Linked DNA regions of Homo sapiens: all the other regions are linked to region 1. The links are chromatin loops, found by intact Hi-C in ENCODE. Cell type or tissue: gastrocnemius medialis. All regions are shown on one strand. Links, peaks and the distances in the headings refer to the core of each region. The heading gives the core; the rest is flanking DNA.

What was found. Hi-C counts contacts between places; a loop is a spot of excess contacts. Peaks named below come from ENCODE experiments on the same cell type or tissue, not always from the same donor. Only the 100,000 strongest peaks of a DNase experiment are listed, where the experiment ranks them.
Region 2: a loop joins it to region 1, with 5 times the contacts of the local background. A loop is called at or near these places in 5 of 110 quality-filtered maps.
Region 3: it touches region 1 in a loop (3-fold over the local background); 3 of 110 quality-filtered maps call a loop at or near these places.

The regions. Positions count from the first base shown.
Region 1 is chr9:107,746,501-107,754,538 of GRCh38, reverse strand. It overlaps LOC105376208 (a long non-coding RNA gene), which reads right to left. Exons shown (of 7, transcript XR_930229.2): 2 at 1,988-2,148. Among named protein-coding and RNA genes, the nearest start is that of KLF4, 260 kb to the right of the region's middle. RefSeq lists enhancers at 2,519-2,618, 2,660-3,387. In gastrocnemius medialis, for the core only: no CTCF peak of the experiment used is centred there; DNase peaks (open chromatin) are centred at 3,698 and 4,568; H3K4me3 peaks cover 382 bases; H3K27ac peaks cover 2,382 bases.
Region 2 is chr9:107,681,810-107,689,847 of GRCh38, reverse strand. No RefSeq gene overlaps it. Among named protein-coding and RNA genes, the nearest start is that of KLF4, 200 kb to the right of the region's middle. In gastrocnemius medialis, for the core only: no CTCF peak of the experiment used is centred there; a DNase peak (open chromatin) is centred at 3,807; H3K27ac peaks cover 834 bases.
Region 3 is chr9:107,893,537-107,901,574 of GRCh38, reverse strand. No RefSeq gene overlaps it. Among named protein-coding and RNA genes, the nearest start is that of KLF4, 410 kb to the right of the region's middle. In gastrocnemius medialis, for the core only: no CTCF peak of the experiment used is centred there; no DNase peak of the experiment used is centred there; H3K27ac peaks cover 228 bases.

The sequences.
Region 1 (8,038 bases), core at 3,301-5,800:
TATATGTGTGTGTGTATATGTATATGAGACCTATAAGACTGGGGAGGTGTGTGTGTGTATATATATATATAGGTGTACATAGGTATGTATATAGTTGGACACACACCTATATGCATACCTATATACATAGTATTAGTCTGTTCTCCTGCTGCTAATAAAGACATACCTGAGACGGGGTAATTTATAAAGGAAAGAGGTTTAATTGACTCACAGTTCAGCATGGCTGGGGAAGCCTCAGGAAACTTACAATCATGATGGAAGGGGAAGCAAACATGTCCTTCTTCACATGGTGGCAGCAAGGAGAAGTGCCAAGCAAAAGGCGGAAAAGGCCCTTATAAAATCATCAGATCTCATGAGAACTAACTCACTATCACAAGAACAGCAGCATGGGGGTAACTACTCTCATAATTCAATTACCTCCCACTAGGTCCCTCCCATGACACATGGGGATGATGGGAAATATAATTCAAGATGAGATTTGGGTGGGAACACAGCCAAACTATATCATACACCTATATACACACACATACACACCACCCCCAGGAGAGGAATTGCTGGGGAATAAAGTGTTTAAAACCTTGTAAGTAATGTGTATGTGTGTGTGTGTATGTGTGTGTGTGTGTATATATATATATGTATATATATATATATATACACAGACAGAGAGAGAGAGAAAAAAGTCATGGCAAAAACCACAATTACTTTTACACCAACCTAATATATATGAGACCTATAACACTGTGGGGTGTGTGTGTGTATATATAGATATAGATATAGATATAGATATAGATATAGATACAGATATAGATGGATATAGGTATGTATATAGGTGGACACACAGCTATATACATATCTACACACACACACACCCCCATCTCTCTCTCTCCATGTATATATATGGAGACACATGTATATATCAAACAGAAATGCACACACACTGAAATGTTCATAGCGATGTTATTCATAATAGCCAAAAGCTGGAAACAACTCAAATGTCTATCAATAATAGAATGGATAAATTAATATAGTCACACATTGGACTACAATGATGAGAATGAGAATCTGCAGCTACATGCAACATTAGGGAAGAATTTTATAAAATAATATTGAGCCAAAGAAGCCAGGCTCACAAAAAAAGAAGATATTGTATGATTCCATTGATAGAAGCCATAAAAACAGGCAGAACCAATCTATGGTAGAGGAAGTTGACACATGGTTACCATTGAAGGGAGCATAATAACTGGAAAGGGTCAACTGGGGGCTTCTGCGCTGGTGGATTATATTTACTTTTCTTATCACTGCCTAATAAATTACCCCCAAAACTTAGGGGCTTAAAACAACAATCATTTCATTATATCTCATGATTTTGTGGGTCAGAAGTTTGGTCAGGGCTCAGGTGGGTGATTCTTTTGCTCCATGTGGTTTTGACAGGGGTCACTCAGTGGTCTTTAGCTGGCAAATGGGCTGCTTTGCAGGGTCCAAGAAAACTCTCCTAACAAATTTCCTGCTTTGTCAGGGATCACCAGAAGTCTGGGTTCCACTGGAACTGTCAACAGGAGTGCCTATATGTGGCCTCTCCAACATGGCAGTCTCAGAGTAGCTGGACCTCTTATGTAGTATTTCAGAGCTCCTGGAGAGGGTTTCCAAGAGACCCAGGGAGAAGCTGCAAGGTTTTTTATGATCTAGCCCTAGCAACATTTCCGCTTCATTCTATGGTCAAAGAAGTCATTAAAGCCAGTCCAAATTCAAGGGGAAAAGAGGAAGAATTCCACTTCTCCAGGAAAAGGACATTAATATACTTGGAGGAAATGAACTGATGGCAGTCATCTTGGAGACAGGTGACCAGAGGGAATGTTCTGCTTTTTGATTTGGGTGTTAATTATAGGCTCTATTCAGGTTGTGAACATTTATCAACCTGTATACTTCTAGGTGCCCTTTTCTATGTGTATATAATTTTAATAAAATATTGCAATCTAAACAGACTTACCAAGCAGAATAACCTTTGGAACAGACAGGTCCCATTTGGACAGGTCCCATCTCTGTGGCTGGATGGATACTCCTGCTTCACTGGAGTCACATGGCCCCTCAGCATTTCTGTGACCTTGGGTTACATAGGTGTGAAGGTCAGGCCTCTTGCTCTGTTAGGGTCTCCGTTTCAATGACAAAAGAAAACATTTATTTGGATTACTGTGAGGAAGAATGAGACAAATGAAGAGAAAACTTCTGGCATATCCTAGATGCTCAGTAAATGAGCTTCATTTCATTTCAAGCCCTGAGTGCTGCCTCAGACCCTTGACTCCTAGGCTGCCAAGGAAATTAGCAGCTAGGACTTTCTAGAAGTCTTGCCAGGAGTCCAGAGAGAGCTTGTCTTCCAGCCCCCCTTGCTCACCTTGTGAGCAGAGACAGGGGTACATTCTCAGGCACCTGTGCCCTGCAGGGAGGGCCTGGGTCAGAAGCCGATGAAAATAACTTTGCAGCTGCCAGGACTAGTCCAAAGTCCCCAAGCGCAGTGACAAGTGAATCACCTCAACGAACGCTTAGTCACTGCAAGGTACTTTCCACACAGACACATGGAGATGGTTACCAAAGAAATGTCTGCTGGCTGCTCTCACATCAGCTCAAAGAAAATGTTGTTGTAACCTTTACTTTGGAGGGGGAAAAAATAGCATCACTTTCCCTTTTCCTTTCCTTTTCTTTTTTGGAGAGAGATTCATTGGCAACATTGTTGAAGTGGTTGTTTTTATTTACCCTGGAGAAAGTTTCCAGATAGCTCTGAATCCAGAGCTTTGTATATGTAGCAGTCCCTTCAAGTCTTAAGCTCTTAGTGTCTAAGTGTGTAAACAACCCCCTTAGAGGAGACTGTCACGGACCATCCAGATCACAGGGCCTCCCATGAAGCTCCCTGATGGCAAGCAGAGTCCTCCAAGCTTTTAAAAGTCAGAGATGGGAGGTCCAAATCCCTCTGCCCTGTATTATCAGTATAGCCTCAGGGCAAAGGGTTCCAACTTCCTGAGCCCCCTACTTCTTTATTAATAACAATGAAGCTTCATTATGTGTACCCACAAGGTGGTTGTGAGAATTAGATGAGGTGGTGTGCAGAAGCATCCCCAACAATGCTTGGCATTCTCATAGTAGTTGATTAGTTAAAGTAAGTTAATCTCTCCTTCTCTCTCCTGATTCTTCCTTTGTTATTTCTCTTGCTGCCTTTCTCTTTTTAAACTCCCTCTCTTCCTTCTCTTTTCTTCCTTGCCAAACTTAATCAACCCTCATTCTCTCCTATTCTCTCCTTTCCTCTCTGCTGTCTGCGTGTTTTTTTTTCCTTCCTTTTTTGCCTTGTTTTCAAGCCTCACCCCCCCCCCCCCCGCCTCCACACACACACACACACACACACTCACAGCCATCTCTCTGGCTGGTACAGCTTTGGCATAAAGCTATTGAAAGCCAGCCAAATTCTGGTTAAAAACACTGCAATTCTTGGCCAGACTTTCTCTCCTTACAAATGAGGGTGATGTTTCAGGCATGGGAAGTCTTCCCATCCATTTAGGCCCCAGGGAAAAAAATAGCAACGCCTCAGTGTGTGGCCTTAGGTGGACAGCGAAGTGGGGCTCTGGGTATTGACAGAAATAAATCTGGTGTTTCTGAAAATTGTGAAACATGCGCAGTGAATGTGTCATCCCAGCAAAAGTGAGTCAGCTCCTAGGCCGGGGCCCAAATCTGGCCGCATTTGCTTTCTAAATAGAAAGTGTATTCCTGGCCAGCCCAACTTAGCAAATCAGCGGTCAATGAGAGTGGAAAGACAGGCAGAAAAAGAGACATGCAAATGTATACTTTGCAAGAAGGTTACTGGAAAAATCAAATTCTCTCTCTGTGATTTTAAAAAAAATCATTCATTTTCTTCTTTTCTTTCTATCCTGATATCTGCATCAAACTTTCCTTTTCATCATTATTTTACCCCTTCTGGAGTGGCCTTCAAAACTAGGAACACAGCAAAGTTGCAACAAAGCAGCCTGGAGTAATTGGGTGCTGTAAACTTTGGGGTGAGACTGACCTGAGTTCAAATTCTGACCCCACCTTCAACAAGTTCTGTGTGTGTTGTGTTGTGTTGTGTTGTGTGTGCATGTGTATGTGTGTGTGTGTGTGTGTGTGTGTCCTTGGGAAAATTTCTAACCTCTCTGAAGATTTAGTATCACTTTAACCAAATGGGAGAAATCCAGTGGAGGGTAAAGTAGGTAACATCAGCAGTGCCTAGTTTATGGCAGGTGTTTGTCATCTCTGAGTCACCTTTCTCTTTTTTAGGAAGGGAAGTATGAGGAACTCTGATGCCTCTTCACTCCCTAGTTCTCTGTCCACATGGGGTTATCTCTTTTAGAGGGTGTGAGCACCCAGAATATGGGAGCAGCAGCTTTGCCTCTTCCACTCCAGACATAGAATTTGGAGAAAAGAAGCAACACCAGGCTCAGGGCCTTCTGCGCCAGCATCATGGACAGGCAGGGCTCCCCTGCATCCCTGGCAAGCCCAGATGCTAGAATCATGTGGCCTCCACTCTGCCAGAGGAAGTGATGCAACTGCCCATTGGCTTTGGGTCAGCGTAGAAGAAAGTGTCCTGTTACAGCGTGGGCGTGGCTGGCTTCAGGGCTCCAGTCTGGTGCCCTGTTCCAAACCCACAGCAGAGGGGCAAGCAGGAGATCCTGCCTTTGTGCATAGACTGCCTGCTGTTTACCCAGCTTTGTGTACCACTATCCGGGCCCTAAAAAGGGCCCAGCCAAGCAAGTCATCTCTGGCCCTTGGCCTCTCCCTTCTCTCTGCTCCAGCTCACAAATTGCCCTCACTACAAACACCTGTTTCCTTTCTCCCAGACCCTGTGGGGTCGAGCTAGTCTATTGACCTCATATGCATGGCAGGGATATAATTGAACTCAATTATAGTAACTACATCCATTAAAAACCTATGTAATGTTCATTAAGCCGCCTAGGTAATATGCAATTAATGGCATTACCATATGAATTGTGCATTGGGTCAATAATATGCAGATTATATGTAATGTTCAGTGTATGTATTAATTACAGCACATGCTGGAAAAGCACAGCACTCCAAGCTTGCAGGTCTGTCCCAGTTAGAAACCCTTTTGATCTCATACAAATCCTATTATAGAAGAGCCTTTTCATTAATTGGAACATTTGCTTTTTGGCTCTTTACACAAAGATGACTATTGGAGAGAAAGGACTCTGAAGAGCTGGTTAGCGCTAGAGTTGGGTAAACTTGAGAAGCCTGTATTGGAGCTACTGCTGGAGAAGAGCCATGACCTTCAGGGCAGAATTCAGGCTTCAGAGTTCTGACCTAGCCTTTGCCTGTAATTTTTCTGCCAATCACTGCCATCTCCAATGGGATGTCCGTCATCTGGGAAATGGACATAATAGGCCTTGATGATGCCTACGTCACCAGTACATTACATAGATTCTCTCACGAGGGAGACTAACATCCTTTGGAAAGGCAGAGTGGTAAAGGCATTAAGCATCATTTCCATGAAGCTCCCAATGGAAAATTTCTTCACTAAAAAAAAAGAACCTGCTCCAGTCCTCCCAGCCTGACCTTCATGTGGGTAGGTTTGTCCAATAATGCTCAACCTTAATGAGAGAGCACCAGTGATGTCCACCCTTTAAGTGGGGTTCTCTCATAGTTTCTCTTCAGAGTATATTACTGGCATTGCCAGGGTCCTGGAGTTACCATCTCTGTTTTAAAGAATTTGGAAACAGAGGCCCTGGTGAACGAAGAGAGTTGCCCAAGTTCATGTCAGAGAGTGTCCTTGACATGAAGGAGATGACAGAGGATGGACAGAGAGATGTGCATCTCAAGTCCTTGTAACTGGCTTCTGACTCTGCACCCAGCCTTCACCTCCTCAGCTGACACGAACAAATTTCTGAACACTCACACCCATCTCGTTCTTCTTCCTGTTGTTGACTATCAGGAAAGCCCTGGTCATCTGACCTCCAAACCATCTGGCAGTCCACACTCTGCTCTCCGTATAACATTCATTTGAGCATTTGGTGAATGCCAACTCGAGACCAGGCACTGTGCTACACATGGGCTAAAAACATGAGGAACTTATGGCCCTGCTTTCAAAGAGCTCAGTGACAGTCTTGGTTCAGGCCTTGACCCCCTGTTCCTGAAATATGGATGGCCTAATGGGTCCTTTTCCTTGAATTTTACCTTTTTCCAATCCAACCTTCTTATAGCCACTGGAATGGGCTTTTTAAATCCAAAGCTGGCCTGCTTAAATCTTTTCAGGAACCCTCAATGCTTACAAAATAAAGTTGAAGCCCTTCACTTGGCATTCAAGGCCCATCAGGATGTGCCTTTGTTTCTTTGGTTTCCTCTTCTCTACCATCACCATATGCAGCAAGAACACTGGATTTCCCACCCGTAAATCCTTCCCATACCTGTAGTGTGAGTTGCGGCTCCTTATATTAAGAAGTGGAACATATTTCTCTGCCCCTTGAATCTCAGTAGGCCATGAAACTGTCTTTGGCCAATGGGACCATTAGCAAATGTGAAGCAAGCAAAAGCTTGAAAGCTCTTTCTTTCTGCAAGCCCCTCCAGCCACTATGTTTACTAACCTTAGCTAGACTCCTTGAGGATAAGGCCCATGTGGAAAGAGATCTCAGCTGACCCCAAACATGTGGGTAACACCATCCACAACTTCCAGCAACAACTAAGCTCACTTAGACCATGAGAATCACTCACTCAACCCAAAAAATCATTCTAAAAAATGATAAATATTGGTTAAGTCACTAAGCTTTGAGTTGGTTTGTTATACAGCAAAAGCTAACTTACACAAACTCACAATGTGCATGCTGTTTTGTGCTACTCTGCTCTACCCCATACTGTTCCCTTCAATTGGTGTGCAGTTCATCCTCCTCCTGTGCCTGAACACATTTCTGTTCTGCTCACTGAATGACAGGCAGAGAAAGGGAGAGAAATCCCCATAGAAAGAAGAGCATACAGCCAAGTTTGCGTTGGCTGTGCATTCTGCTCTCAATATTCTTAGCCTGTCTTAACAATCATTCTTCTGGGTGGGCATACATGCTTTTCTTTCTCATGAAAAACTGGGCATCTCAGAGCACGGACTAAAACCCACTACCAAGGCTGTGCCTGCATCTGACTCATCACCCTCAAAGCCCTCCTCATCCTCCTTTCTCATTCCCTCATTTTCCTCACTAGCCTGGGAGAGCACTTTGCCCAGCATGGTGCTTGGCTCATCATTAAGCTTCCTGAAAGGACCCACATCATCATCACTTCCTCCATGAAGGCTTCAACAACATCCCAGGCTAAGTTGCTCTGTGTTTCCACCCAGTGCTCCCACATCCTGTTTTGCTTATGGCTGGCACCTTGTAAGGAAAATCTGTTTACCTATCCATCTTCCACAACTCTCCATTCCCAGCACACAAACACTGTCAGTCACCAGCAGGCCTTCTCTATCTTTGTGTCTCCATGCAGTAGAATCAAAGAAAGAATTGGTTGGATTAATTCATCCATCACCAAGGGCACACAAGGGAGCCACGGAGAATTAGAAACAAGCAGCTTCGAGTCAGACAGCTCTGAATGTAACCCCTTTTTTTACATTTTCAGGTAGAAAATCACTTAAACCTTTAGATTTTCAATCACCTCATGTGTGAGTGATGTCAATCAAGGAAAGTGACTGAGACAAGTCTCAGTCATTTTAGGGGTTTATTTGCCTAAGTTAAGGATACCCAGGCTGGGCGCGGTGGCTCATGCCTGTAATCCCAGCACTTTGGGAGGCTGAGGCGGGCGGATCACCTGAGATCAGGAGTTCCAAGCCAGCCAGGTCAACATGGTGAAACCCCGTTTCTACTAAAACTATAAAAATTAGCCAGGCATGGTGGTGGACGCCTGTAATCCCAACTACTTGGGAGGCTGAGGCAGGAGAATCACTGGAACCAGGGAGGTGGAGATTGCAGTGAGCCAAGATCATGCCACTGCACTCCAGCCTGGGCGACAGAGGAAGGCTCCGTCTCCAAAA
Region 2 (8,038 bases), core at 2,767-5,266, 64 kb after region 1:
CTTTTTTGATAGCTAAAGGAACCCTCACTTTACATAGCAGGAAACTGAGATATAGGGAACTCATGTTACCAACTCAAGGTCACCTAGCAAAGGAGGATCTATACTGGAGTCAAAGTCTGGAACACATGGATCTTGAATCCAAAACCACTCCACACTGAAAGTCAGAAAGACTTTTATTTGTCTGATGTCTACCCAATGCATAGCACAGAAATAATATTGCTAGTTTTTCTCCACATCCATGTGAGCTTTCAACAATAGAACAAGGAAAAATCAGCTCTGTATGGATCCTCCAGGAGAAACGGTGTGCTCTTTCTCTTTTCTCTTATTTTCAAATATTCTGGGTAAGCTGGTGAATGCAGCCTAAAGGACCCAAGTGTTGCTGTTGCCCCAGCACTGTGAAGAGACTTCTTGGAAGTCCCTAACTAGGCGAATGGGTCCTCTTCCATTGTTGGTTTACTTTTCTGGTTCCTTCAGTGAGCATCCTTCACAAAGTAAGTCATTCTGCAGACAAATGAGTTTTCCTGCCTTATCAGTTGTGCTCACAACACAATGAACAATGAAGCTCATGATCTCCATGGTGATCATGTTTCATTGTCAGACACTCTATAGCACGGGGGTAAACATTGCATGTTGCAGTTAAGATACTGGTTGATGTGAAAAGACTGAAAAGGGAAACACAAAACTTAAAGTTCTTTATTTTTTCTGAAGAAATAATCCAGAATTGCCTTGATTCCCATTCAGCAATGGGCTAAATGTTTTTTAAAAAAATCCTCCAGGTTTGATGGGTTCCCAGGAAGAATGGCAATATCTCATCTTCAGGCACTTGGCTTTTAAATTGAAGCCTTCAAGTTCTCAACTGAGAACTGACCTTGGCTTCTTGGCCTGCCATTTCTACAGAATTCTTGGCCAGGGAGCTCTACAGGATTCTAGGATTCCCTTGAGACCTTTAGAAGTTCTGCAAACAATGAAGTGTTCTCTACTGATTGTTGAAAGTTTATACTATGTCCTCTTGATTTCTATGTTGGATTGCAGATAAGATTTTTGTTTAAAAAAATAGTTCTACTGCTTTTTAGAAAAAATTAAAAATAATACCACTGCATTCAAATGGACAGGTTAAATTAATGGATCTGGAACATACCTAGAGATCAAGTTGGACTAGATCTGTAGATTACTTGTACTAGTTTTGTCAAGAAATAATTTCAAATACAAAAATTAGCCAGGCGTGGTGGCAGGCACCTGTAATCCCAGCTACTTGGGACGGAGAGGCAGGATAATTGCCTGAACCCAGGAGGTGGCAATTGCAGTGAGCCAAGATAGTGCCATTGCACTCCAGCCTGGGCAACAGAGAAAGACTCTGTCTCAAAAAAAAAAAAAAAAAAAAAAAAAAGAAAGAAAGAAAGAAAGAATTTCAGAAGCAAATAAAAACCTGGAACTGCTTGCAAGATAACTGAGCAACAAGCCGTTTTTAACTTTCTACACCACCCAGCGGGTACCACGTACCAGGAGCCTAATCACCTCTCCCCTGGTCTTCTCCTTGGCTCCTAATATCTTGGGCTCACTTATCCTGGTACTGCACTCCACCCTGCCTATTGCATCTCCACATTCTCCTCACTATGTGTCTTCCCATTTGAGAGCTGACATTTGCCTTTGATCTTGATGCTCAGCCTCATCCTCTCAGAGACACAGCCTTAGCTTGCCTTAAACACAATGTGGGCTTTCTTATATCAGACACATCTTGCATCTCTCCACCTCAGGCTGCCTTAGAGGTGGCATGGATTCCAGGTCTACTCAGCCCCTGAAATTTTGCTCTGCAAATTAGGACTGGACAGGTCCCATTTAGCATAACAGTCCATGAGGAATACAGTCATTTGTCACATAACATTTTAGTCAAGAAACCAAATGTACAATGGTGGTCCCATAAGATTATAATGGAGCTGAAAATTTCCTACTAGATCTAGTAACACTGTTGCTGTTGTAACATCTTAGTACAATGCATTACTCAAGTGTTTACAGTGATGCTGGTGTAAAAAAACCTACTGTGCTGCCAGTGGCATAAAAGGATAGCACGTAAAATTATGTACTTGACCTAATACCTGACAATGATAATAAATGACTGTGTTACTGGTATATATAATACTACATGTTCTATGATTATTTTAGAGTGCACTCCATCTTATTTAAAAAATTAACTGTAAAACAGCCTCAGGCAGATCCTTCAGAAGGTATTCCAGAAAAAGTCATTGCTATCACAGGAGATGATAGTTCCATGCATGTTACTGCCTCTGAAGACCTTCCAGTGGGACAAGATGGCGAGGTGAAAGACAGTGATATTGATGATCCTGACCCTGTGTAGGCCTAGGCCAATGTGTGTGTTTGTGTCTTAGTTTTTAATGAAAAAGCTTTTAAAATAGAATAAGAATTAAAATGTTAAAAATAGGAAAAAATGTATAGAATAAGAATATAAAGAAAATATTTTTATACAACTGTACAGTATGTTTGTGTTTTATGCTAAGTGTTATTACAAGAGTCAAAAACTTTTTTAAAAATTAGAAGTGCATAAAGTAAAAATATCACAGTAAGCTAAAGTTAATTTATTATTGTGAAAAAAATTTTTAAATAAATATAGTGTAAAAGTAAGGATAATGTCTTAGATATGTTTGTATACATCATTCATTTCCCAATACCTGTATGACCTCCCTGGAATTAGCACAGCTTAATATATATTTTGATATATACTTTATGCTCAAAAAGTGATTGGTAAAACAATAAACATGAGGATGAATGACAGATATAAAAACTCATGCAGGGGCCGGACATGGTGGTGGCACATGCCTGTAATCCCAGCACTTTGGGAGCCCGAGACGGGCAGATCACTTGAGGTCAGGAATTCAAGACCAGCCTGGCCAACATGGCAAGACCCCATCTCTACTAAAAATACAAAAATTAGCCAGTTGTGGTGGCGGGTGCCTGTAATCCCAGCTACTATGGAGGCTAAGGCAGGAGAATCGCTTGAACTGGGGAGGCTGAGGTTGCAGTGAGTGGAGACTGCACCAATGCACTCCAGCCTGGGTGACAGAGTAAGACTCCATCTCAAAAAAAAAAAAAAACAAAAATCTCATGCAGGTACAAAGAAGAGAGTATTTATTGTTAGTAGGGATATCAGAAAAGGCTACATGGAAGAGATGGAATAGGAATTGAGCCTCAAGAAATTACTAGACATGTACTTAACAAAGGAAAGAGAGGAAGACATTCCAAGAGAGGGAATAATGTGAGCAAATTGATGATGGGTAAAAAATTGGAGGCCAGGAAATCTTTCTGGTACAGCTGCCCTTTGTCCCTCTCCAGCGGACTAAAGGAGAAGATCCAGACTAAGAATCAATGTGAAGTTGGAAGAGGGAGACACTTATAGATCTTTGGGAAATGACTCTATGGGGCTTTACTTCTACAGGAAGAGAAGCTCAGACATCAAGACAAGGGGACTTGTTGAAAATGTGGAATAAAAGAAGTGGAATCAGATCATCAGGTGACCTGAATGCGAAGGCATTGGCCTTCTAGAAGAAAACGCTGTAAATTCAGATGACAAGGAGGTGCTGTGGTGAACAGGGACTCCAACCAAGGAAAAATTCTCTCCACATTTTACAGGCATTAAAGGCTGGTGAGGAAAGCTGTGTTCTTGGCTGAGGTTCTTATTCAGCTGATTACAGAGAGCAACACATACATGCATGACTAACAACCCCATAATAGGCCCTTCCTTTTGAGCTGTAATGGGAGCCACACTGACAGATGTGATGGGTGTTCTCAGCAACCCTCGAGGAGTGACAACTGCAGCGCTCACTTACAAAAAACAGGTGAGACTCACTCTTGAAATGTTCTAGCTGTTGGCCTGTGAGTGGGCTGGGTTCCCCAAGCATCCTAAACGTTTCCTCTGCCCATTTGGAAGGGTGATCCTACCATCTTAGCTGGGAGACCCTGTGAGGGCCTTCCTTACCTCCTTTTGGAGGCTCACTTTTCATATCTGTGAAATACAGGTAACATCACAAACAACTTTGAAGGGTGAATGTGAGAAAATGATGAGAAAATAGATGCGAAGGTTCTCAGGAAACTAAGAAAGATTAATAAATGTCAAAGGTTAATCCTATTTTTTACAAGCCAAGAACTTTACCTGGCATTCATTTCTGCATATTTCTGAGAAAATATGTGGTCTGCTTCTGTGCAAACCATCCAAAGTGTAAGCATTTTTTTTTCTTGATAAAGAATAACTTCTTCTCTTAAAAGGGAAGTGATGCTTTGCAAATGGCAAGCACATCAGAAATTTTGAGTATAGTCTTCTCAATGCCTCTCAGAGACAAAGGATAGCCCACCAGCATCTGCGACGGCTCTGAATGGGCAGAAGGCAAATGGAGCTGACCACAAGGCAAGGAGAGAAGGCTTTGCAACAAAGTCCTCTCCAAAGGAAACCACCAGTGACTTGCCACATCTCTGCAAGAGCTTAGAAACTAAAGAAAAAATGAACAGCTCAATTTCTTTTTTTTTTTTTTCTTTTTTTTGAGACCAAGTCACGCTCTTATTGCCCAGACTGGAGTGCAATGGTGCGGTCTGGGCTCACTGCAACTTCCACCTCCCAGGTTCAAGCGATTCTCCTGCCTCAGCCTCCAGAGTAGCTGAGATTACAGGCGCCCACCACCACACCCAGCTAATTTTGTATTTTTAGTAGAGACGGGGTTTTACCATATTGGCCAGGATGGTCTCGAACTCCTGACCTCGTGATCCGCCCACCTTGGCCTCCCAAAGTGCTGGGGTTACAGACGTGAGCCACCGCACCTGGCCTCAATATCTTAACATGTGCAGGCTAGGGAGAGTTTAACAAAATTTGTTTATTTGTAATTATTCGTAAGATTGATTTTTCTTTGTGACGGTATCTTATGTTCATGAGTTTGCTTAGAAAACACTTTCACTCTCATTATTTTATATAATCCTCACACCAAGCCATGCAGCTAGATAGTATTGTTATCGTTATTATTCCTTCTTAAGAGCTGAAGAAACTGAAGCTCTGAGGGACATGCGATCGACAGCAGGACTGTGATGCCAGAATCCCCAGTCCCCAAGGGCAGGACCCTGTCTTCCATCCCTCTTAGTGTCGGGTCTGTTGCTCCAAGCAGAAGGCTGTACATGCTTCCTAACTGAAGTATCTTGTTTGTTCCTGTGTGTATTCATTCCACACATACATGTTGGGCACAAATAAACGTTGTCGTGGATAACGACAAATTCGTATGTGAACTTAACTCTGCTTAAAACCTAGTGGGGAAAGGTGTGAGGGGAAGGAAAGGCAGGAGCCCCACAACCCTTTAGGATCAGCACTCCTGTAAGAAGAAGCATAAGCAGATCACAGTAGCTGAAGAAATTGGATGAGTCACCGTTGTCTAAACCAGTGGTTCTCAAACTTCTCTCTGAAGTAGGATTAGGCCTGGGCCTTGTTGTTTTTCCAGAGTTCCCTAGGTGATTCTGATAGTGACCAAAGTTTAAGTGACCACTGTTCTAAGTGAACTTTCCTCAGGGATGAGATTCCATAGGTGGTGACTCTGAATTTTTGTCTGCTTCTTCTCTGGCACCAGTATGGGGAGCGGGGCTTCCAATAGAGGTCAGTGGTTGACCTCTGCACATCGAGGCATTACTCCCATGTGAATCCACAGGACTCAGTCAGGGTTGCCAGGCTCTAGCTTAGGACTTGAGGAGGGGGACAGCGACCTGGGGGAAAGCTGGCTGGGGTGCTCTGTCCCTCCAGGGAAGGATATTGTCCCAGCAGCACTGTCAGGACGCCTTGCCAACACACACTTTTGCTCTTTAAATAGGGCTTTGTTCAATGAACATTGACTAAGCTGCTCTGGTGCTGGGGCAGAACCAGAGATGAATCAGGCAAATGTACCTTCAAGGACCTCCCTGGTTAGTGGGAGAGACACACACCTCTAATATAACTATCAGAAGTGCTGTAAAAAAGACAGGAGCCCTGGGAGGGAACACTTCAGTCAGCCTGGCCAGGGAAAGCTTCCTAGAGGAAGTGACATTTGAAATGTCAGAGTCCACAAAGCAGGGAAGGGGAAGCAAGTTCTCAGCAGAGAAAGCAGCTGGTGGCAAGGCCAGAGGGTGCCTGGGAAGAGTGTAGCTAGGAGGCTGGTGTAACAATGAGGCAGGATGTTGGGGACAGAGAAGAGGAAGGGGTGGCCAGATGAGAGGGTCCTGGAGCCCCAAGCAAGAGAGTTGTCTTAATTCTCCACAATGGGGAGCCTTCCCTTTCTCCTTACCCTTTGTTTTCTTCTCTGCCTTACTCTCCCCTTTAGGAGGTAAACAAAGGAGGAAGGGAAGGGGATGCAGAGGGAGAAGGGAGAGAGGAAGAGAGCCATTCCGCTTCCATTTTGGTTGGCTCCACCTTGAAATGCTATTGCTGTGTTTTATATGGAATTAGTAAGTTAATGACTTCTGACTCCATGAGAGACATCAGTGCTGGAGCTTCAACCCAGGAGGGCTGGGCTTAGCTCTGGGCACAGTTTAGGTAGGTCCAGTACAGCCTAGACTAGCGGTTTCCAACCTCTTGATCTCAAGGGCCATCCCTCACCTCCCGTGACGTTACTTAGGCTTTCAGTGCCTGTTGATTATGAATATACAAAAGGAAAAAAGCCAGCTGTTAATTCAGGTGCACTCTAGAGTAAACTTGCATTCGTTCTAGACAGTAGGATCCATACACATCTAAAAATCTGTTAGTGTGCAATAACTTTCATCAAAGGCCAATAGCACACATTGACAAACATTTGTAACATATGTGATAGAGCAAGGACTAATGCCTTTTATATAAAGAGTTCTTACAAATTACAAAGAAAAAACTCAACAACTCAAAAGGAAAAAAAAGGAATGGGCAAATGACATTAGCAATGGTGTTCACAGAAAAAGAAATAGAAATGTTTTAACTTCCCTCATAATGAAATATACACATATATATGGAATATATTATATATAAATATATATATAAGAAATATCTTTTTAAAAAAAAAATCTGGTAGAGTAGCAAAGACTAAAATGAAAAGGTGTCAACGGGAGCCACTTTCATCCACCCCTGGGAAAGTGTTAATAAGAACAAATTATTTGGAGGGCAATTTGACCACATCTATCAACATTAAAATATACTGTATTACTTGACACAGAAATTCCACTTCTAAACATTTATTCCTCATATAAAATCACACATGTTCTCAAAGGACATCCAATAAGCTGGATTCAATAAGGGGCGATCATAATGCTGCTTTATTTTTGCTCACCCTGTGAACTTATTCACTGGGTCCCTTATTTCCAAAGAGCAGTCTCTGTAATTTAAAAGCACACATTCCAGCATGTTTGCCAGAACTCTGAACAAATCTCATTTGAAAATTTCTCCCTTCTTCAGCCCAGGTCTGCTTCAAACTTAAATGCCAGCTGTGGGGGAAGGGGGAGACAAGGTTGTCCCCCCTCTTCCTCTCACCTCTTCACCCTCAGTATCTCCCTACCTGGGACAGGACCCAGAAAAAGAGGAAATAGGGAAGGGGGCAGAGCTTCCCAAGGCTGGTCCTGCTGGGAGCCGGGGATGCTGCCCTCTGGGCTGGGTGGTGTGTGTAGGTTCCCCAGGCATTCCGCCCTTGGGAACTCACTGGCAGTCGCCTGAATGCAGTGAGGCCTCCTCCTGGCTGCTGCTTTCTGAGTCTATCTGTTGGACTGTTGGGCTTCCAACAGTCCCTCCTCTGCCTTTCAAAGGGCGCTGTCAGGAAAAGCCCCATTCTAGGTGGCTCTAGTCTATCTCTTTCCTGCTGGCCCCTTTTTGGTTCCCAGACAACAGGGCTTTTTGCTCTCCTCTGCTGGTGGACGCTCCCTTGCTCCCGGGAGGAGGAAGGGTGTTCTCTCTTTTTCTCTCTCTGTCACCTCAGGCCAGCCCAGCCTCAGCTTCTCTTTCCTGGTCTTAAGCTCCCAAATTCAGGTTCCAGGGACCAACGCTGAGCTCTCCCTTTCAGGCTTTCTC
Region 3 (8,038 bases), core at 3,059-5,558, 150 kb before region 1:
GTAAAATCAAATGCTCTGTGCCTCAGTTTCCTCATCTGCAAAATGAGGACATAATATTCATATCTCATAGAGACGTTTTGAAGATTAAGTTAATATCTATAAAGCACTTGGGAGAGTTCTTGGCAAGTAGCAAGTGCTATATAGGTCTGTTTGTTCTAGACAAACGTATTTAGTTTTCATTCCACAGTGTGAATCCAACCTTCCTCATGACAACGTTGCTTCTGTCTTCCCAGGTGTAGTTAGAGCCTCTTCTCCACCTCCACACCTAAGATTGTTACAAAGAGGTTTTGCCCTACTCACAATTACTTGCAGGGGATGGCGCTGAGGAAAAGCAAACCCAGGAGAGCAACCACCTTACACAATTCTGCTTTGTAAGTGCTGATCCCCATCCTTCTTGGTTGGAGTTAAGTTCAAGTGGAAATACTAAGTATCTCCAAATAATCTCTCTGGATGTTCTGCCAAGGCCTAGTTTATAAGATCTCTTCTTTTGTCCTGCTAGTATGTTCCACAACTTGCTCCCACACAGTTAGCAGGTATTGCCGGCACATTGCTGCCACTTGCTGTCTATCTCCCTGCCTGTTCCCCTGGGAATCTCAGTAAATCAATCCACCTTCCCTTTCCTGCTGTGAGGCATGGGCAGACTACTCCTCTTGGCTTGGGAATATCTGTCTTCACTTTATATTCTGTCACCCAGGCTGGGATGCATTGTTGCGATCTTAGTTCACTGTAACCTCAAACTCCAGGGCTCAAGCATCCTCCAGCCTCAGCCTCCTGAGTAGCTGGGACAAAAAGTGTGAGCCACTGCCCCCAGGCTGTTTTCACTTTATGATCCCATCCTTGTTGCCTTAACATCCTTTCTCTGTCACCATAGCAGAAGATGCTATGCCTTCCAAGCCGCAAGGATGCTCGCCCACCACCTTGGTCTCTCTGATTTGTATTAAGTTCTGCAGGAAAGTGCAGAGGTGGTTAAGCCATAATGAATGTGTAATCAGAGAGGCCCTGCCCTTCCCTCAGCCCACCACCCCTTGGCAAGCCCACTACCATGGCACTGTGCACCCACAGTGGTATTTGGAAAGAAAGGGGAAGAAGGAGGGGATGCAGGTCACATTTTCACTCATCTCCTTGTCACAGAAAAGCAGCTGGAGGTTGTCAGAGTTCCCATGTGACAACTTTAATTTTACAAATTTGCTAAAATCACACTCTGACATGTACTCATTTGCAAGTTTGAGATGCCCTCTTCATGGCACTGCTCTTCTCAGAGCCCTAATTGATGAAGACACTTGGTCCTAGATGAATTCACTGAGCACCTACTTCACCAAGCCTTGACATGGCACTGTGGAGATGGGCACAGAACAACCACAGGACAACCTGTTCGATGCTATAGGGTGGTGCCCAGCATGATGGGAAGTGGAAGGAGCCAGTGTCTGCTGGATTCAGGGGGGGCTTCCCAGTTGGGGCAGCAGATGAAGGTACCCAAGGGGCTTCCAAGAAGAGATTCCCAGGAGGCTGGTGGATCTATCAGCTTGCTGCTCCATGAAGAGGTCTTGGCTGGATAGAAAGATGAGGGAGTTATCTGCATGATGATAGCCATTGGAATTAGAGGAACTGAAGGCCTGGGCAACTTTAGTCAAAATGAGAGGAGAAGATGGCTGGGCATGGGGGTTGTTGGGGGAGATCCTTGAGTCCAAACACAATAGTGCCCAAGAGATGTCTGTGGAGTGATCACGGGCATGCTTGACAATGGTCGGAAGGAGAGCTCACAGGGGAAGCCAAGGCCCTGCTGGGTGTCTCATCACTTCTCATGAGCCCAGCCTGGGACAGGACATGGCCTATTCCCCTCAGGCTGCCCTGTAGCCAGCCCCTTTCCCTGGGCAGTGACAATGGCTCGGAGCCAGGCACCCCCATTAGCTCTCCCTGCACTCCCTTTTCAGATTCTCCACCATCTAAAAATGTACTGTCCGTCACACACACACACACACACACACACACACACACACACACACACAGAGTTTGGCCTCGGGTTTGGCCCTGTGACAGGAACCTCTGTACCTTGATCCCTGCGCTCCAGTGGAGCTCAGAGCTCAGCTCTTCCCAGAACTTCAGAGAGAAAAAGAACAATTTCACCCCAAGCCACCCCTTGAGACTTAATTCCTTGTCACAGAAAAGAGAAAGAGCAGGCTCAGGCTCTCTAGGGAGTCTGTTCTCCCACCCACCCCGCCAGGCTGTGGCCCCCAGGGGTAGGAAACTTCACCATTTATCCCTGGATCCCCAGGGTTCAACAGGAATGCTCAATGGATGCGAAGTAGGAGCTCTCTGCTATTGGTAACCACAGTGATAGAACGATACAAATTGTGAGCTTCACAGACAATGAGGATGTGGGAATTGGGGAACTATGCCCCGTTCCCCAATAAAATGACTTTTTTTTTTTCCTGGAGTGACTTTGGAGATACATTTGCAGTATGTGACACTTAAAACAGAACACTCGAAGAGTATAAATATTAACACACACCTGCCTTTCCAAGGACATAAAATAGCTTTTAGAATGACACAAAGCCTCCTTTCTGTGCATATTTTGCTCCATAGAGAGCTTCCTAAATGAGCTGATGAATCGAGGTCCAGATATTCTGTCATGTGGCTTAACCACCTTTTTATTTTTTTCTTCCATCTACCCTGATTAAAGCTGAAACATTCCAGGGAAACTTGCTTTCCAAAACTTACACTTCTCCAGAGAGGCAGCTTGCTTTCAAATCCACTGTAAAGCTTGCTTTCAAATCCACTGTAAAGATATCACTTAAAAAATAAAATAAAATAAAATTGAACCAAACGCTCCTGGCGTCTAATCTGACTACAAATTGAAAACTATACTGGTGTTTACGTGGTTTTGGATTTTATTAGGAAAGAGTTGCCCAGCATTAAAAACATGATGTTTAGCTGGAATGGAATTCCAACTCCCCATCTTTCTAGACTCTGGGGAAATGAGAACACCCTGTTTATGCTCTGGGCTGCCATAGGCTCATTCAAGGAGGAGGTGCCTAATGAGGGGGCCCCAGTGAGAATCACAGCTGCCATAAATTTGACATCATGAATTTACATACATAAAACCTAGGTGGTTTCCTACAACCCCTGTTACATAGATATTATCAATCCCACTGTACAGATAAGGAAACTGAGGCTCAGATAAACTAAGTTTCTTGCCTAATAAGACCACATAGGCAGTAAGCAAGGGAAAAAGAATTTACATCTCAATTTGTCTTCACTCATTTGTTAGATGCTTTGATTCATGCAAATTGCTCAGTGGTTCTCAGCTGTGGGGAAGAGGTAAGATTTTGCTTCCTCAGGGGACATTTGACCATGTCGGCAGATATCTATGATTTTTATAACGTCAGGGTTGGGGGGTGAGTTGCAGGTGCTACTGACATTTAATAGGTAGAGGCCAGGTATTAAGCTAAATAACATACGTTGTAGGCCGGGCGCAGTGGCTCACGTCTGTAATCCCAGCACTTTGAGAGGCAGAGGCAGGTGGATTGCTTGAGCTCAGGAGTTCAAGACCAGCCTGGGCAACATGGCGAAACCCTGTCTCTACAAAAAAATAGAAAAATTAGCTAGGCATGGTGGTGTGTGTCTGTAGTCCCAGCTACTCAGGAGGGTGAGGCAGGAGAATTGCTTGACCCCAGGAGGCAGAAGTTGCAGTGAGCCGAGATAGCGAGATAGCGCCACTGCACTCGAGCCTGGACAACGGAGTGAAACCCTGTCTCAAAAATAAATAAATCTCATACATTGTGAAGGATAGTCCCCTACAACAAAGTATCTGGCCCTAAATGTTAATAGTACCAAAACTGGAACCCTGAACATCACTGAACTCTAAGTGCCAGATGAACTTCCCAATGTGTGATTTTTTTTTAATTTTTATTTTTAAAGTTCCAGGGTACATGTGCAGGAGTGATATTTACTTATTTATTTATCTATTTTTTTTTTTTAGGCAGAGTCTCTGTCACCCAGGCTGGAGTGCAATGGCACAATCTCAGCTCACTGCAACCTCTGCCCCCTGGGTTCAAGCGATTCTCCTGCCTCAGCCTCCTGAGTAGCTGGGATTACAGGTGTGCGCCACCATGTCTGGCTAATTTTTCTATTTTTAGTAGAGATGGGGTTTCACCATGTTGGCCAGGCTGGTCTCGAACCCCTGACCTCAAGTGATCTGCCCCCCTCAGCCTCCCAAAGTGCTGGGATTGTAGGCGTGAGCCACTGCGCCCAGCCTAGGAGTGATATTTTTGAAGGACACATACCGATTCTTGTTCTCACAGTCACACCAAGAAAATGAGAATTGCTTGATTGTAGACAAGTTCTGTCATCAATGGAAAACATTACTTACATTTCCTTAAAAATTGTTTAAGGCAGAGGTGGTTAATTTAGATTAAAATATTTTAAGTAGAAATAATTAGAAAATGTTATTTTCCTTTCTCTGTATCAGGACAGAAACTTATAATTCTGGCGACAATGTCATAGATGTCACAGAGCTTAGCCCCAAAGGGTAAGACTGCCCTCTGGAAATTTTCTGGGGAGACCCCTTGAGGGGCAATGAGAAGTCAGGACCACTGATTCACAGTGTCACATTGAGGATGTCTGCAACTGAGTGAGAGAGGGTGAAAGTTTTCAAATGCTTCTTACTGGGATCACCTTTCAGAGGTCCCTGAAGCCAGAGCTTGATGAATTTGGGTATTTTGCAGGAGTGGGGTTGAGTGATTTATTTTAAAAAAGTGAGTAAGAATAGAATCATTGGAACCACATCCAAGAAGTTTCCAGAAATAAGAGATGTAAACAACAGGTGAGGAGCCAATAAATCATGGAAGTGGATAGAAAGGGAGAGAGAGGCAAGAATGAAACAAGAGCTTGATGTGAACATGGCCGAGGCTTGTTGTGTGCTGATTTTAGAGGCACCAGGTGAGATAAACATCAGATGAATAAAAGATAATCCTGCTTTGACTCTGCAGAAGGGTCTAGCAGGTGTCCTCCCTAAAACCCTGGCCTTCTCTGTAATCTGAAGGAGAAAGATCACCACAGTATGAGGCAGAATCCTCATACTGAACACAGAATCAAAGAACAAAGCGTGGCATTGTTCTTTGCCACGCTGCCCAGGGGTATTAGTTCATTTTCATACTGCTATGAAGAAATACCCGAGACTGGGTAATCAATAAAGAAAAAGAGGTCTAATGAATTCACAGTTCCACATGGCTGGGGAGGCCTCACAATCATGGCGGAAGGCAAAGGAAGAGAAAAGGCATGTCTGACATGGCGGCAGGCAAGACAGCATGTGCAGAGGAACTGCCCTTTATAAAAACATCAGATCTCATGAGACTTATTCACTATCATGAGAACAGCATGGGAAAAAACCCACCCCCATGATTCAATTACCTCCCACTGGGTCCCTCCCATGACATGTGGGGATTATGGAAGCTACAGTTCAAGATGAGATTTGGATGGGGACACAGCCAAACCATATCACCAGGCATGGTCATTATAGGGAGAAATGCACCCACGTGTTCACACTCACACAGCTTTGGTGAGCACTCCAGCTGTGAAAAGGTCAGTCTTCAGCTTCATGCCTACCCGTGTGGAGGCCATGTACTGAATGCAGGCCTCTGAATGCAATACCGAATCAACACTGAACTGAATGCAATACTGAAAGGACATGATGTGTCAGAGGCCGTGCATGCACAGACTCAACAAGGTGCACTCCAACCCACGCAGGGCTTGCAGACCCTGGGCAGCAGCCAGTCTGTGCCACACTGTACTTAGCCTGTGCTCTCCAATTTCATCATTTCTGGCTCAAACTGGGCCTGCAATTTTCATTTCTTTATAGGCTTAAGTAATCTATTGCAAATGTCACCAGCAGGCTGTAACGCATTCTTGCCGAGGAAACTGTTCTTTTTCTTCAGCAACTTTCTGGTGGAGGATTTGCTGGGCCGGGCAACTGTTTTACATTAGCTATAATGGTGTTTACATTGGATGCACCGATGTTTAAATCATTGGACATATTTGTTACTAGTAGGAAGGCAGTGGCATTGTTTAGTCCAAGTATGTGGGGTGGGGGAAATTTCTATTAGTATTGATAATATTTTACAAGAGGCCTTGTAGGAATGTTTATAATAATAGCAATGCTGTTTATCTTAACGGGATTATAATGAAGCAACTTTAATTGTATTCATATTAAACATATCAATGTTAGAACTGATGTAATATGTTTAGCATGAATATGAAGGTTGCTAAGTTGGGGGGTTTTGAGATAGAATTAAAGGGCCAGGAAGACAATGGGACATATGGAAAGCATTTCGGGGGTTTCTGTTCTTGTCTAACAAGAAGGATTAGTGTGTTTGCAAAAATACAGTATAAGATGTACGGTGGGTTGTGATGCTAGCATCTGTTTTCCTTACGATAGAGTTCTCTTGGCTTGTGTGTGTGCATGCGCATTTGCTCTCCATTCACCGCATTCTCCCAAAGCCCAAATGTCAGGGATACTTTAGATGCTTTGCAGCTGGCTGACGCACCCAGAGCTGTTTCAAAATGGATTTTGTTATGGCGTATGAGTCCTACATTGTGCATGGGCGGTTATCGAGTGTGATATAGTGTGCACAAGAATGTTCCCAATTCCCTCCTTGCCGTATCCATCAATCTGGCTCTATTAGGGTTGGCAGGATAATGGCTGGACTGAGGCTCTGGACTTTATCTTCAGCTGAAAGAAGTGTCCTAATTATCGACTCATCAGTGCTACCCCAACTCCTGGCTCTGGGAGACCACTGCCAGCTCAGGCCCAGAAATTCTAAATCCTCACAGTCACCAGCCAGGCACATGAAGACTGAGATGCAAGATTATGTCCAGCCCAGCTGAGGAATCACAGCCCTAACAAATCTTGGAAATCAATCTGACTATCCAGTTAGAGGCATTGCTCCAATTTAACCCATCAAGGCTGAGTTTCCTGATTCTTCCCTTCCAGCCCAGTTCAATTCTCCCTGGGTCCCAATGACTTCCTGAAGCTGTATGGGAGAGGCTGGGACCTAGCTCAGGCATGTCAGAAGCCCTGGTTTTCTGTAACATGGGAATAATAACTGCACCACCTCCTTTCTAAGTCCATTGGGAGGATTAAATGAGGGACCACACCTAGCAGAGTAGCTGAAACACATCATGCACTTATTACAGTACTCCCCCATAATCCTCAGAAGATATGTTCCAAGACCCCCAGTGGATGACTGAAACCTGTATATACTGTGCACACATTTCTTTTTCCTCCTTCACAATTATACAGATAGAAGTCCTGTTTTTACCGTAGATCTTAGCAACCTCAACATACAATTTTTTTTCTTTCTCTATTGAGAACTTTCAGCATTTCCCTTAAAGGAAGTTCTTTACAGCTTCTCTTTGTCATATCCAAATTGCCAACATCACTTGCCCTTTGGGGACATTATTAAGTAAAATAAGGTTTGCATGAACCCAAGCACTGTGATGCCTCAACAGGTGATCTGATAACAAATACAGCTCCTAAGTGGCTCATAGCAGGGTAGTGTCCATACCATGTATATGCTGGACAAAGGGATGATTTGCATCCCAGGCAGGACAGAACAGGATGGCATGAAATTTCATCACACTACTCTGAACAGTGCACAATTTAAAACTTACCAATTGCCTATTTCTGGAATTTTCCATTTAATATTTTCAGACTCAGGTAGCCAAAATTGCAGAAAGCAAAACTATGGAAAAGAAGGGACTACTATATTGGCTAAATTAGAAAATGTAGTGGAGCGTCATGGTTTTATAGGAAATGAGTGGTTTAGTTGATGGAGACATCACTAATCTCTAGTAGAACACTCAAATAAAATTTATAAAGAATTTCTCCTTTGCAAAATACTTTTCATCAATATTGTCCTATATGCTTGTATGCTTATCATTGTTTTTGTCTCTATCTCATTTTATTTTTATCTTTTTTGAGACGGAATCTCGCTCTGTCACCCAGTTTGCAGTGCAGTGGCATGATCTCGGCTCACTGCAA